Regions from separate parts of the Homo sapiens genome. Here region 1 is linked to region 2. The links are chromatin loops, found by intact Hi-C in ENCODE. Cell type or tissue: A673. All regions are shown on one strand.

Evidence for each region. Peaks named below come from ENCODE experiments on the same cell type or tissue, not always from the same donor. Only the 100,000 strongest peaks of a DNase experiment are listed, where the experiment ranks them.
Region 1: a loop joins it to region 2, with 2.1 times the contacts of the local background. A loop is called at or near these places in 1 of 110 quality-filtered maps.

What each region holds. Positions count from the first base shown.
Region 1 is chr2:65,787,415-65,795,414 of GRCh38, reverse strand. LINC02934 (long intergenic non-protein coding RNA 2934) reads right to left here and starts at 5,340. Exons shown (of 6, transcript NR_187141.1): 1 at 5,281-5,340. RefSeq lists an enhancer at 5,097-5,597. In A673, a CTCF peak has its summit at 4,665 (motif pointing left); DNase peaks (open chromatin) are centred at 204 and 4,574; H3K27ac peaks cover 5,208 bases.
Region 2 is chr2:65,996,645-66,004,644 of GRCh38, reverse strand. All of the region lies in intron 2 of LINC02934 (long intergenic non-protein coding RNA 2934), which reads right to left. Among named protein-coding and RNA genes, the nearest start is that of LINC02934, 210 kb to the right of the region's middle. In A673, a CTCF peak has its summit at 4,663; DNase peaks (open chromatin) are centred at 4,554 and 5,314; H3K27ac peaks cover 876 bases.

The DNA.
Region 1 (8,000 bases), 210 kb after region 2:
AAACAAATAAAGCAATAATATGCAAAGCGATTCTAAGTTAATTGTCTTAATTCCATTCTACGTATATGCTAAGTAATGTGCCCAACTCAACAAATATTGGATGAATGGAAGGAAGGAAGGAAGGAAGGAAGGAAGGAAGGAAGGAAGGAAGGAAGGAAGGAAGGAAATTTTATTACAGCATAGAGATACCCTACCTGCCGTAGATAAACTGGCTCAGGGGAAAGCTGGTTAATTCAGGATCAGAAATTCCATTTTCATAATTCTAGTAACCCACATAAATTTATTGCTTATTTTCACAATCTATAGAAAGTCCCTAACAAAAATAAAAGGTGAAACAAGCAGAGTACAAGCTTTCAATTAGACCAACACTAGTCTGTGTGCCATAGACAATGCTTTACATTTGCGTCAGAACTTTATGTTTCAAATCACCTTCACAAACACTACTCTGGGTTCTCACAACAACCCTGTGAGACAAATGTGACAGGTAAATCATTACTATTTTCCAATAAGGTAGCAGAAGCCAAAAGAAATTAAATGCCTTGCTCCAGTCACACGGCTAGTTTGAGACAGGATCAGAATTAGATCTAGGAATCTTTTCATCCCAGTGGACTTCTCCAGACTGAGGGAGTTCTTCTGTTCACTGGAGAGTATGTCCTCTGTCCAGGAATAGAAGCAGGGGTTGAGCACAAGCTGAGGAGTCCACAGAACACTAGGCACACACAAAGTCAACCAATTTTCCAGAGTTAGGATACCATGATCTTGCTTATCCCTCCGCACACCATTGTTCTTACTCTTTTCCTTCTGGTTCTCCCTCATCCTTCACCACATCCTCTCCTCCTGTCAAATTCTTCCACAAGGTGTTCCCAGTTACCCTAGTCCAGGCACTTCTTCCTCTTTTAGCTCTTACAGTGGTACTTCTTGTGGCATCTGTTACATAGAACCTTGTCACATCTCTCACAGAGATATCTTTAATTTCAGTTGACATCTTGAGTTGTCATTTTACCTCATTGTGGGTATGCCCACAAGTGAACTGTACCTCCTCCAGGACAAGGAGGACATGTAGAGGACATCCACTGTTTCCAGCATACAACTCATGACTTCCATCTTGATTAGCATCCAAGTCCCCTTGTTCTGATTATTGCACCCCTGGTGAGGATCACTCCTCTCCACTCTCAGTCCCTATGACTTGGGGGTACCCAAAACCTTCTTCATATGCCAGAAATGGACACAGGATCCAACTCATGATCTTCCTGTACCAGAGATGGACACATGATCCAACCAAACAATGAGACTCAATTCTGAGGTCTTTGATGGAAGTGGAAAAGAGAACCTTGCTTTCTCCTGAGACTGCAAACAGGGATGAAGATTTAGGCCCAAGGGTGCTGAAAGCCTCATGTAGAGCCAAGCTCTGAATCCAGCACAGCACCGGAGAAAGCAGAAAAAAGAGATGAGCAATTACAAGGTCTGGATGAGAACACTTGAGTGTCTGGATCCAGCCATATCTAACCCCTGGACTTATGTGGATACATGAACCATATATTTCCTTTTTTTGTTTAAGTCGGTTAGAACTGGGTTTCAGCTGGGGTACCCTCATTTCTTTATAGGAAGGTCTTTGGAGGGCAATCTAATTTGGGGAGAGACTATGGGACTTTCTTAGAACTGAATATGAATAGCAAGCTTGTTGATTACAGATCAATAAACATAGGAAAGTTTGGGGGATTGGGGGGCTTTGTTTTATTGTGTTTTGTTTTTTGTAGAGAGGAGGTCTTGCTATGTTGCCCAGGCTGGTCTTGAACTCCTGAGCTCAAGCAATCCTCCCACCTCAGCCTCCCAAAATGCTGGGATAACAGGTGTGAGCCACCATACCCAGCCAAGAAAATTCTTAAAATGCTTTTATTCACAGTTTACAGAAGATTCAGAAAAATTTCACTGTCCATAGCAAATGGAAAGAATAATAATTACATAAAATTATATTAATATACTAGTCATGAAAAGCATTATTATTACTATCACTGTTCATCAATTCTTAGATGCACATTATTCTCACATTTTCATAATCCCTAAAATCAGAGTGTATCACGTAATCAATACGTTTTTATAATCTGTGGGCTTGAAATGAAGTCGAATTCTTCCAGAAAGGATTCTGCATTTGTTTCTGCCAAACTTACTTAAGCCCACTGGAAATTGATTTCTCTGCTTGAGAATTATTGGACCCCACCAATGGTGTAAATTCAGACTTTAGACCTGTGTGACTACAGGTTGGCAGGTTGAGTGTCCCTTTTCCAAAATGCTTGGGACCAGGAGTGTTTTGCTTTGCAGATTTTTTCAGATTCTGGAATATTTGTACATACATAATGAGATCTCTTGGGAGTGGGACTCAAATCTAAACATAAAATTCATTTCCTATACACCTTAGACACACAGTGTGAAGGTAATTTTCTGCATTATTTTTAATAGTTTTGTACACAAAACAGTTTTGATAACATTTTGACTGGAGCCTATTGTGTGACGTCCGGTGTAGAATTTGCCTCGTGTGGTATCATGTTGGAGCTCAAGAAGTTTTGGATTTTGGAGAATTTAGGATTTTGAATTTTCAGATTAAGGATGCTCCATCTGTATTAGATTATGGCTCAGATTCTCACAGAGACTTGTATTTTCTTCCCTCTGCAGAGGCCCAAGGCTGAGACATGCAAGTTTCCTTGCTGGCCCTGCTGGAGAATTTTCCTTACCCCTTTCACCGAGTGCGTAGCTCTTTGGTGTCCTGCCTATGAAGAGGTCTCCTATTAGACCTCCCATCTTAGATATTTTTTCTTTATGCAAGTGGTACATAAAATAACAGTTTTTTTTAACAATAGAGGGCATCTTAACGTTGATAAAACATTGTATTGTTTTTAATATTAGAATTGGTTTTGGGAAACAATGGAGATTATGAAGTTGAAGAGATAGAATCCTACTGAATTACCTCTTGATGCTGCCAAAAGTTCCCTTTCACTAGGGAGCAAAAAGTCTAGACTAACAGCAAACTGTGTTGTAAAAATCTTTCTAAACATCATTGAATCTAGAATAAGGCCAGAAACATAGTAATTGCTCAATAAAGGTTTCATTTCTGAATTAACTAAAGAATAACTAATTAGAACTTGATGAACCTAAAGGCAACCAAAGGGGCAGAGGAAATGTGCACCAGGGCAGCTCTTGAGCTGAATGTCTTCTAAGCACAAGCCCAAGATGTAGTCCCTGTTGAGAGGGGCTCTCTTTTCAAAAGTGCCCAATTAAATATCTCTCCATATTGTGTGTCACCACCGGGAACACAAGTGCCCACATGTCTAGAGGCACTAGATGATGCAATTAAAATGGTTTTCTGCCATTTCATTTTAACATTACTGGATACTTAGGTAGATTCTCAACTGCCCACCTTGCTAATAGTGGTTCCAGTACCAAATAAGTATTTCTTTTTATTCAGTTAAGCATCCAGAAATGCCACAAAATTACTTGCCAGCATTATAGAAAACGATTCCAGAGAAGGTTGAACAAGATGCAACCTTTCACCCTCTAACTCTATTACCACTGGGGTGAAACCTTCGTTACATCCAGATTTATAACCCTTCTCGTTACATAGTGCCTAGTGGTTCTGCAAGCACGAAGCCTGCATTTGTTGCCACAAAGAAAACATTTGCTCAGTGAATTCTCTTGGTCTTTATCTCCTCTCTCTTGAGAATTGTTAGAAAATAGAGCATTGACTCCCGGTCTCTCTCTTTCTCTCTTTCCCCTTAGAGCCTCTTGCTGTATAACAAGATTGTTAAAGACAAATTGCTAACCATCCCTCTTACACACACACCTCATTAAATTGGTTGCACAATTTTCTTTCTTTCTCCAGGGTTGCCGTAGGAATATAGCCATTTATAATAACTGCCACCGTTGAATGTAACTGCTGGGCTCCGGTGAGAGTGCGTATATACTCTTGTTTTGCAAAAGGCTTTCTTTCAGGTACAAGTAATTTAGTTCTGTTTCCTTAGATGAATGATTGGCACATTAGGAGACCTGAGGTCACCTGGGGTTCATGTCAGTTTTTAATGAATTCCTTGAAATGCTGGGAACTACACAAGAGACTTCTGAATGGGCATATCTTATAGGCGATTTGTCATTATCATCATCATCTTCAGCATTATTGAAAAGCTAATGTTAAAGGACAAGAGTAAGCCTCCCTCACCACCTCAGCTCACTCAATGACAATACCAAGTTTCCAAAAAAATTAATGAAAATCCAGGGAGGAAGCACATATGTCCGGCAGGGCACTTGCTCACATGTCAAGAGGCCTGGAGCGAGACTTTTTCTATGCCTCTCCTGTGTTATGGCCTTTGAGCCTCAGTTTCCCAATGTATGAAATGGAAATAAAAATATCTTCCAATCTATATAACAGGAATTCTAAAACCATTCCAAGGGTTGCTTTGCATGAAAGTGTTTTGGAATGTACAAAGCGGCAAGCACTTGGAAGGTATCATGATTGACATACTAATGGGCTCACACAATTTGGCAAATAGCCTCCTCTATGTGACTTGAAGGGGCTTAGGAATCAGAAACAAAAAGAACAGGAAGAGAAGGAATTCTGGTAGCAACACACTTGCTGGGATTCCTGGGGGCTCCAGAACCCAGTTCTGAACACCGTAGCCCATAGCATTTAGCGCCCTCTGCAGAGTCAGAGCCCAGTAAATTAAATACACCAGGTCATCCACCAAGCAACTTACCCGGAAGCCCATGAAACAGAAAACAGTCGCTGCAGATTGTGAGAGGGAATTATCACCAAACCAAAACAAGGTAAATGCCCGGACCCCGCCTAACGCGCACAGAAGTGAGAAAACACAAAGGGAAGCAAAGCCTGTCAGTGCTCAGCTCAGCACCCGGGCCCTTGCCGTCCCCAGCCCAGCCCTCCAGCCTCCATAGAAGCGTTCAAGCATCCGTCTCGGCGCCAGCCTGTTCCTAAGCCGGTGCTTCCACGCGCCCATGTTCAACAGCAGATGAGGGGCCTTGCCTGATTAATCCGTGTGACTAGAGCTGGCCTTGCTGCCCTGGGGTCTGGGCACACTCCCCCAACAGCAGCATCCCCCAGTCTCATCACAGCTGTCCTCCACTTGATTATATTGCAGCCACACAATGGACCCAACCCAGCCAAGGCCAGGTCCCACACTCTGTGGACATTCCTAGGAAGATCACCTTGGAGCCTGTCAGTCCCCCTGGCAGGGCCTGCCTTGCTCCCAGTCCACTGCCCCGTCCTCACCAACTCACCAGTCACGCAGCCGTGCCCCGCCACCATCACAGTCTGGCGGTAAACCACCCACAGCCACACTTCCGGTCAGCCGGTTCCGCAGGCAGCCGTATTACGGTGGAGAGCGCTGCTCAGCAAGTCGGAAGCCCAGGTTTCAGACCCCACCGTTCGTTAGTGGGTGGCATTCTGAGTGGAAACTGTTTCAAATTTTATTTTCTTCCCTTGAAAAAAATGAAATAACAGCACCTACCAACAGAGATGTCCTCAGCGTCGAGTGAATATATTTGAAAACGCTATGTAAAGTACAAGATGCTATAAAACTTAAGGTTTTGTTTTTTCAGTCGTCCAGAAGTAAAGATGTAGAATTCCTATTATTGGAATCTAGGCTCTCAATAATAATTTGTTAAATAATCGTGTGAATGCATGTAACTTTTATTTCCTTTTTTTCTTAAATAAAAGCTATAGGCTGTGCATGGTGGCTCACGCCTGTAATCCCAGCACTTTGGGAGGCCAAGGTGGGCAGATCATGAGGTCAGGAGATCGAGACCATCCTGGCTAACACGGTGAAACACCGTCTATATTAAAAATACAAAAAGTTAGCCAGGCATGGTGGCACACACCTGTAGTCCCAGCTACTCAGGAGGCTGAGGCAGGAGAATCGCTTGAACCCGGGAGGCGGAGGTTGCAGTGAGCTGAGATTGCACCACTACACTCCAGCCTGGGCTACAGAGCGAGACTCTGTCTCAAAAAAAAAAAAAAAAAAAACTATAAATCAGATGAAAGTATACATTAATCAGAGAGAGCTCTATCTACCTAGGATCCTAATAGTGATGTACATTTGTTTGTTTGTTTGAGACAGGGTCTCATTTTGTCACCCAGGCTGGAGTGCAGTGGCGCAATCTGGGCTCACAGCAGTCTCAACCTCCTGGGCTCAAGCAATCCTCCTGCCTCAACCTGCCAAGTAGCTGGAATTATAGGCACACACCACCACGTCCAGCTAATTTGTGTATGTTTTGTAGAGATGGGGTTTCACCATGTTACCCAGGCTGGTCTCAAACTCCTGAGCTCAAGTGATCCACCCACCTCAGCCTCCCAAAGTGCTAGGATAACAGCCATGAGCCACTGTGCCTGGCCTTAAATTTTTTAATAAATAACTTCTTACATACTTATGGCAACTGTTCCTTCCTCTAAAGCCCCACTATCAAGATCTATTGAAGGCCCCTCACAACACTCTCATGATTTATTTTTAAGGCCATTACCTCCTCGCTGGTCTCCCTGGCTCCTGCTGGGCTTGATGAGGCACGCAGCCAGGGGAGGCAGCCAGGCTTGTGAGCCATGAGTCTCAATAAACCTGAGTAACAGATGGAGGCAGGTTCTGGTCGAGGCTGAAGCCAGCCAAGGAAGTGGCCGAGGAAAGGAATGCCAAGTCATGAGGCTGAGATCAGGCTGGGTGAGGAGATAACCAGGCACATCCGAGCTGAGGGAGAAATCAGAATGGGAGGTGATGGACAGAAGGTGGGGTTGAGCAGTTGTGGGGAACTGAGGCAGAACAGAGGGTACCAGTTTCCCAGGCCATGGTGTAAGGCCAAATTGTATCAGCCTCAGTCTGACGCTTTTGAAGACCTTCGCTCCACCTTTCCCCAAGGCTAAAAATTGTCTGCCTTTTGCAGGTGGTCAGCCAGCAGCCCTCCGACATCATGGGTCTGCCCTACAGTCTGTTCTATGTTCAACTCACCCTCTTAGGGTCTACTTTGCTTACATTCCACTTTTGTGCCAAAGCTTCCAATGTCTTGCCCCAGCCTCTTATACAAATTCCATTCCCCTCACCTGAGTGCTCGGGGTTTACACATCTGGCCCCTGATGACCTATCGGCATTTCATCCTACGGAGTACCATGTCTTCTGCTCCAGGCATCCATCCTCCAAATCATCTGACCCCTTCCCATTCCCATGCTTGTTTACACCATCCCTCCCGTCTGGAAAGCCATTTACCTTCTCTATGCCTCACTAGATTCCATGTGTTCCTCAAGACTGTCAAAGAAAAATCAGAGTTAAAGTGATTAAAAGAATTCATTCAAGACTATTACTATAGGGAAAAGATAGCTCAGTATAGAGCTGGGCTCAATTCTGAACACAGTGTGGGCAACTCAGAATTTATAGCCGAGGAGCAGGGTGGGGGTTGGTGGATGGAAAATGACTAAGAGGAGACATCAAGGGTAAGGGAGACTCTGGCTAAACAAGACTCTTGCTGAAGATAGATGCCAGGGTGATCAGACATTACCTGGGGATGGTAAAGGAACCCAATCAGATATGGAAGGGGATTAGATATGGAGGGTGGGGGGTTTTGGCTAAACCAATTTAGCAGAGTTTTTGTTCAACTTGATTTTACAAGGAAGTGTACAGATGGACTTAGGGAAAGAAGATTTAAGAGCCTCACTAATGTTTGGTCAAGCAAAGAATTTTTGTCAAGACACAATGCAAACCCCTCCTCCTCGGTGAAGCATTCCAGAATTGCTGGACATACAATTGTTGATTCTCTGAATCTCTATAGCTCCAATCCTGTTGTCAGTTTGGGATAAATGTCACTTATAGGAGATTGTCGCATGGTTATCTTTTCTTATTTGTATTATTTATATCAGTGAAAATCTTGTATCTCTCAAGTACCCAGGAATGGTGCCCCATTTATAGCAACCTTCAATAAATATCTATTAATTGGTCTATTGAAATTGTTGGCTTTACCCT
Region 2 (8,000 bases):
ACTACAGATGGGGCTCACCCAGTGGACATGTCTGCTTCACTCCAAACATCAGCCAGCATTCACTCGTCCGGACCACTGAGACACTCTTAGTGTAATGGGTTCTCTCATAATTAAACTGTTCATTAGTGGACCCATACCAACAGCTCCACTTCTCGTGGGCTGAACTCTCATCGCTGGGGCTGTTTATGCAGGGACAAACTATTTCTTCAGTGTGGAATTTTAAAAACAAGAAATTCTTGAAAGCCCAATGAAATTAAGAAAGCGGGAAAAAGAGAAAGAGAAGAGACAAAACCAGAAACTGGGCAAAAGGAAAGGAAAGACAGTAGGAAGGGAGAGGGAAGAGAGGAAGGAAGGGAGGAGAGAAGGAAGGAAAGGAGGAGGGAAGGAAGGAAGGGTGGAGGGAGGGAGGGAAGGAAGGAAGCAAGGAAGGAGAAGGAGAAGGGGAAGGGGAAGGAGAAGGGAGGGAAGGAAGGAAGGAGGGAAGGAAGGAAGGGGAAGGGAGGGAGGGAAGAAAGGAAGGAAGGAAGGAAGGAGAAGGGGAAGGGAAGTAGAAAGGAAGGGAAGGAAGGGAAGGAAGGGAAGGAGAGAAGGAAGGAAAGGAGGAGGGAAGGAAGGGAGGAGGCAGGAAGGAAGGAAAGGAGGAGAGGAAGGAAGAGAGGAGGGAAGAAAGGAGAGGAGGAAGGGGAGAAACAAAAGGAAAAAAGAATTCCAATACTTTGGTCATAGTGTTCATATGATCTTGGAAGTCTCCATGGGGGAGGTGTGGCCTGAGTTGAGCAGAAATTGACAGCAAGAACCAAGAAGCAGAACGACACTGAGGGACACAGTCCTTCTCATGGCCACTCTAAGGCCCTAGGCTTGAATGGCTTCCTCAAATCCAAATCATGTCTCTCCCAGTGTTTATTGGTTTCTTGAGCTGCTGCCAGAGCACTACCTCTGTCTGCAAGGTCTTTAGAGTGGATGTGGTTCAGTCTGCCTGGGGTGCTGAAAATTAACACAATTCTAACAGTAGTCCATGTTTTAACATAAACCAGAATTATCTGTGAATTCTGACTTCCCTGTCAAAGCAGGATCCTGTGTAAAATACTAAATATATGTGGCTATGTCAGATCCCTTCCAAAGAAAGCCAGAGTAAGTGAAGAATTCTGCAAATGTAGAAACATGGAACCTCTAAGGGTCCTTTCTGTGGGGAAAATCTCCTGGGGGATGAGGAAGAACTGAGTCTTTAAAATTACCTTTATTTATGTACATACAAGGAGTTCTAACTGGACTAATCTTTAATTGTATGAATTTCTACAACTCTTGTCCTTAAAACTGTTCCTTCACATTCTACTAGTCATGATCGAGCATATATATTCTAAAGTATGAGGCCTAGAAATTAACAGAAAAATTGAGAAAACGAATTGTGATGCTCATTTTATCTAGAAGCCATCATCCACATGGACACACAATGACGCAGTCCCATGAACAGGCTTTAGGGTCATTAGAGGGTGTCAAAGTCCAGGCTCTATAATCCACCAGCTGTGTGACAAAGGGAGAGTTCTATAAGATCGCTAAACCTCAGTCCCTCTTCTGTGTGGTAAGAACTACCTTCTAGGGCTGTTCTAGGGATTCAATCATCTAAATGATACTTACTATGATTGCGTGATAGTTAGGTGCAGTGTTTCAACTTGACTGGGCTAAGGGATGCCTAGATAGCTGGTAAAATATTATTTCTAAATATATCTGTGAGGGTGATTGGAAGAAATCAACATTTTAATCAGCAGACAGAGTAAAGAAGATTCCTTTCACCAATATAGGTGGGCATCATCCAATCTAGTGAGGACGTGACTAAACAGGACCTGACTAGTCAGGAGGAAGGGTGAATTTGCTTTCCCTGCTTGAGCTGGGATACCCATCTCCTCCTGCCCTCAGAAATCGGCATTCCTGGTTCTCAGGTTTTTGGGATTCAGCTAAGACTGAATGACACTACCAACTTTCCTGGTTTTCCAGCTTGCAGACAGCAGATTGTGAGGTTTCTTAGCCTCCATAACTGCATGAGCCAATTCTTATAATAGATCTCTTCTAATATGTATCTCTCTATATCCCATTGATTCTGTTTCTCTGAAGAACACTGACTAATACAGATGGTGACCATGGGGTCTTGCCAGGTGCTGGAAGCCCCTGTGATACACTGAGCCATGAGTCAGACAGCCTAGTTTATGCCCAGCCATGTGGCCTTCATTTTGTCTAGTTCCCCATCTGTGAAATAAAAGTCTTTGACTAGCTGATGCTGTGCTAGCTAACTAGAAACACATTGATTCTTTTGAAAAATAGTTTGTTTTTTTCTTTTTAAGACATTGGGGAAAATAGTGGTAGCTATAGAGAGGTCATGTGAGAGAAGTGACACATCTTGGAAGCTCAAATAAAGATGATCTTCATGGCCTTCCTCAAGGCAAAATTAGACATGAGTTAGATACTCCTAAACTTTGCTCCCCGAAATAAGCATTTCCAAAATGTTACCCCATGTCCACCTTCTTCTGCTGGGGCCTTGATAAATTTTTCTCTCCTACATCCCTGCCTCCCCCAGGTTAGCAGCTGCTAAAAATTTTATACACCTCACTTGACCCCTCCATTCCCTCATCCCCATCTCTCAACCCCATCTCAATGAGCCAGGAGCTTCTGCAGAACTGGTTTAGTGAAATTATTGGGTGGGGAAGTTCATTCCGTCAACACCAAATAGTTAACAGAAACTACTCAAGTCTAGCATTAGGTGGGAGGCAAAAAGCTCATAATAAAAGAACGTGATTTGGACCGAATTTCAAGACAGACACAAGCATCATATTTCTCAATGATGAGAAAGGGATGAAGTCAAAATCCCACTGGGTGGGGCAATGTGAGGAGGGAGGAACAGAGCTACTTAGTTCCAAGGCTAAGAGCTCTCAAAAAGCTGATATAAGTGTGTCCTCCTTGAAAGTAAACTCTTTAAACTTGAAGTGTAGATGTTTACCAAGCAAAGATCAGAGCCTGAAGTTAAGGTCTCTCTACAGAAAATTCACAAGGGGGAAATAAGTCAGAGTGACAATTTTTAGAGAGTTCAAAAAAACTGTAATGAAAGTGTCTCTTGATATGTATTCTTGCTGTGTTGTAATCTTCCCAGCCATACTCAAAATGACAAATCAAGGACTTTTAACTTGTAACAGAGTTGCAAGTTAATCAGTCCAAAACTCTGCCTCCTTGTAGGCAAAGTTTCCTCCCTTGTTTCCCCCATGAAAAGTTTAGACCCTGAAACATTAAGCTAAAGATGTATGGTCACACCTATAGTTAGCAGTAAACAGCAGAGGGAAGTGAAGTGTATTAGGGTTGATGTCTCATAAGGGCACTTAAGTCCTGATGAGCTCTTGGAATAATTTTTATAATCATCTGAAAGAATTAGTGTCAGTTTAGATCTTCCAGGGACTAGCCTAGATCAGTGCTTCTCAAACTTGAGCATGCATCAGGATCAACTAAAGAATCTGTGAAAACACAGATGGCTGGGCCTCATCCCCAGAGATTCTGACTCAGTAGTTCTGGGTGGGCCTGAGAATGCATTCCTAACAAGTCCTGTGGTGATGCTGACACTACAGGTCTGGGATTGGCCTAGATAATTTGGCTGGGGGTCTGATTCCCTAGAACATTTCTTGGAGCCTGATTTTTATGACTAGTAGGCAGCCTCTGTCCAATTTACTCCACTCAACTTCCCACACAGGTCGAGAAAAGTGATTTCAATCTTTGACACAGAATGATGTCCATGGCATGATGGGGTAAGCAATTCAAACACATGAGCAAAAGCTAGAAAATGATGCATGTGTGCATCTACTTTCAGAACTCCAAAAACTCTACAGATAGGCTTTGCCTCAACTCTGGGTTGAACTCAAGATATGAGGCCTAGAGTAAGTACTATTTATATCTTGGAAATAATACATGGGTTCTGTAAATGCCTGCCTTTTTTCTTCCTTCCTTCCCTCCTTCCTTCCTTCATTTCTTCTTTCCTTTCCTCTTTCCTTCCTTCCTTTTCTCCTTTCTTTCTTCTTTCCTTCCTTCTTTCCTTCCTTCCTTTCCTTCTTCCTTCCTTCATCCTTCTTTCTCTCATCCTTGTTTCCTTTCTTCTTCCCTTCTAAAAATTACTGAGTCAAAAATAAATTTTAAAAAGTAAGTTAAGCTGACAAAGCACAAGTTGGAACTCATCTCAAAGCTATTTATCCTAAAGGCCACCATTCTGGTTTTCCTGAGCTTTTTCCTAATGGGAAGAAATGACAGTCCATCCTGGAGACCTTCATGGCATCCTTTACAAGTGGGAAATTCCCATGGCTCAGTCTCCATCCTACTTCAAGTAGGACTTTAGGGTCTGGCCAGCACAAAGACAAGGACAGCCATGAAAGTCAGAGGTGGGGGAAGTCATCCATCTCACTGTCAATGGCACACATCACTCTGATGTTTCAAGCCCTATATACACACATCATTTTGCTTGATTTATGGCCCTAATTAGATCCCAGTGGCAGTATTCCATCAGCTAACAATGCATATCCTAATCACCTTTTCGTCATACAAATGATTTCCTTAACTTTGCATGCATAACTTAACAGCTTTTATTTTAAAAACTCATGTTAACAGCTTTCCTGTGGTAACCAGTAGGGGTGCTATGATAAGAATCTAATTTGCTGTAAAAATGACTCATTTGTCAAATAAGCATTAAAATAATTGTTCCCCTTTTGACTGTTACCCTGCTGTTTCCAGTCATTTTCCAAAACTAAATTATTTACTCATTTGAAAGTTCAGCTGTGCGTATTTTAATTGATATTCCCTCATAGGACTCATATTGTTAATGACAATAATTAACCCGAAAAGGCTGCTAAATAATTATGCTGGAAAGATATGAAGTATTTGCACAGAAAGTAAAATCAGTGTTTGAAAAACTATCAAAATGTAAAACTTTCATATTTTATGGCAAAGCATAGTAATAGTTCATAATCAAAGAGAGAAAGGGAAAATGTAGATTGTATGATTTGATGCAGAGTACTTTATGTTTTCAATATAGAAAAGTAGTATAGCTAACAAGATTACTCTGCCATCTCAGTAAGCTCCCAATATTACTATTGTAGCTGGCAATATAAATTGTTCTTCAGCACTTAGCATGGCTTAGAATTGGAGCAAACTAGCTCTTAATAATAATACCTAACACATATTTGCTGCATCTCTGCTAGATAAATCTCCCCTGTGATGGACTTAACAAGCTCCACCCACACCTAACAGAGACACAAACAGTAGACAGACTGTAACCCTTACCCAAGAAATGCAGCTGTCTCTCAATGTGTTGAGAAGTTCTCAACATAAGTGGCAACTCCTTACTCTCTGGGACCCAATAAGAGTAGAATTCAGAAGAACCATTTGTTTCTGTAAGCTTGCCAAATTAAACAAAGAAGGGAGAACAGAGGGTTTAGACTTAATATGCGGTCTTCTCTTGCCAGTCTACCAGGCTTCTAGTCTCTAGAATCCATCAACGCTAGTATGCCAATGGGGATAGTTGGAGACCATTTACCCAAGTAGACAGTTAGGACTGCTACACTCACAGAGGTCTTGACATGGGGTTCAAGACCTGGTTATGCATGTTACATAAATGCTTTTGAACTAAAACAGGAAGCAACTTTATAAAGCACAGAAATGATAGAACTTCACTTAAGGTCTTGATGCATGCCTCTAATATGGCAAGAGCAGGTAATTGAACATCAAGAAATGCCTCTGTCATTGCGTCAACTCCCTTTATTTTTACCTTACTGGTAGCATAATAATGTTGTAATGAAAGTGATAATTGGCATTTTTTAAATTTACATTGTTCTATTTATTTTTCTCACAGGTGCAAAGACTAATGCTAATAGGAAGCAGAAGAGTAACTTATGAATACATGGGCTTGCCCTACTTCCACAAATATCTCCTGCAAGCACTGAATACATGGGATAAATGGATGAGTAAGTATGGTCCTAATTATGCTTGTCATTAAAAAAATGCAACTTGCATAAAGAATAAGATTTGATTTTAATACATATCTAGATTGTTCATTAATTATCTATATTATTTCTTTGTCATCTATTATAGAAACATTAATTTAGTAGCTATTCTATGCTTAATACCAGCAATATAGTGGCCAAGAGGATAGACAGATGCTCTACACTCAAGTTGCTTACGTTCTGGCAGTTAAACCAGTAATTTTTTTCTGGTCAAGATGATACAGAGTGAGAAACTTTGATGCAATCCCTCTCTCCAAATCTTCAGAAATCATCCAAAGACATAACTGAGCTCAGTAGTAGGATAAACATTCTTGGGCCAGAAATGCAAAGTGGTGGGCTTGGCTATAGCAACTGGCCAACAGGGTTCCAGGTCTGGAAGCAAGCATCAGAGCCAGGAACCCAGCTCCATATTAAATGAGAGGTTGAAGCTAGGGACTAGTGTGAGGCTGCCCTGTAGACAAAATGAAACTGAAAGTCGGGGAGGGACACTACCACCACATTGTGCCTAGCATTAGGGATATGGGCCCATGGAGCTAGGCAGAGATATAATCAGCTTCACAAACAAGAAAGGAGCTAAGCCATCCATCCACTGGCTTAGTGCCTGGCTTTGCCACACTCTTAATATTATCTTAAGGAGAAGACTAAAATGCTGTTATTACAAGATCTGATCCTAAATTTAGGGCAGACGGAGGAGGGTAAGGCGGAGGCCACAAACCCACTAGACAAGGAGAGGTGATCACTAAGGGAGAGAAGTGTGTATGTGTGAGTGTGTGTGTGTGTGTGTGTCTCTGTGTCTGTGGTAGGGAGGGGAGGGGAGGGGGAGGAGCCCACTCAAAATGAGTCTCTATAACAAAATTCCAAAATATATTAGATAATCTAGTGCTAAGAAAAGTAGCTAAAAATTAGCAATAGGAGTATGAATTCATGCCAGATAAAATTGATTTTATAGAACAGCATAACAAAGACTTTAAAATAAGCGTATTTAAAGTACTCAATTAAAAACGAAGTAATAGCCTTTATTTAAGAGAAAAAAGGCTAGGCATGGTGGCTCATGACTATAATCCTAGCACTCTGGGAGGCCAAGGCAGGTAGACTGCTTGAGCCCAGGAGTTTGAGACCAGCCTAGGCAACATCTCTACAAAAAATACAAAACTTAGCCGGGCATGGTGGTGTATGCCTGTAGTCCCAGCTGCTTGAGAGGCTGAGGTGGGAGGATCGCCTGAGTCCGGGAGGTTTAGGCTGCAGTAAGCTATAATCATGCCACTGCATTCCAGCCTGGGTGACAGAGCAAGACTCTGTCTCAAAAATGCACACGCACACAAAAATCAGAGACAACAAACTGTGAAACAAGAACAGGCAGAAATAATATAAGATCATGTAAGTCTGCAAAAGAACCAATTAGAAATCTTGGAAATGAAAAATAAAGTCACAGAAATTATAAAAGAAACTTGTAAGGCAAGTTAAAATCTAGACTGGACAAGATCAAGAGTAGAATTCTGGAACTGGAAGATATTATTGAGGAATTCATCCAGAACAAACCCCAGAGAAATCCAGGGAACAATAGGAGAGAATAGCTAAGAAATACAGGTTACAGATTGAGATGCTCTAATGCTGGGATTAGTGAACTATGGCTCACAGGCCAAACTCAGCCCTCTGCCTGTTTTTGTACAGCCTGTGAGCTAAGTGGTTTTTACAGTTTTTAATGGTTGGAAAAAATCAAAAGAATAATATGTTATGACACATGAAAATTATATGAAAATTCAATTTTGGTATTCATAAATAAAACTTTAGTCTCATAATGAATACCATAAATAAAATGACCACATTGGTCTGCTTTAAACAACCACGTTGGTCTGTTTACATATTGTTTATCACTACTTTGTTTTTTTTGGGGTGGGTTTAAGGAGCAGAGAGGGAGAGTTTAATAGGCAAGAAAGAAGGGAGAAGAAAGAAAGAAGAAGCTCCCCTGTACAGAGA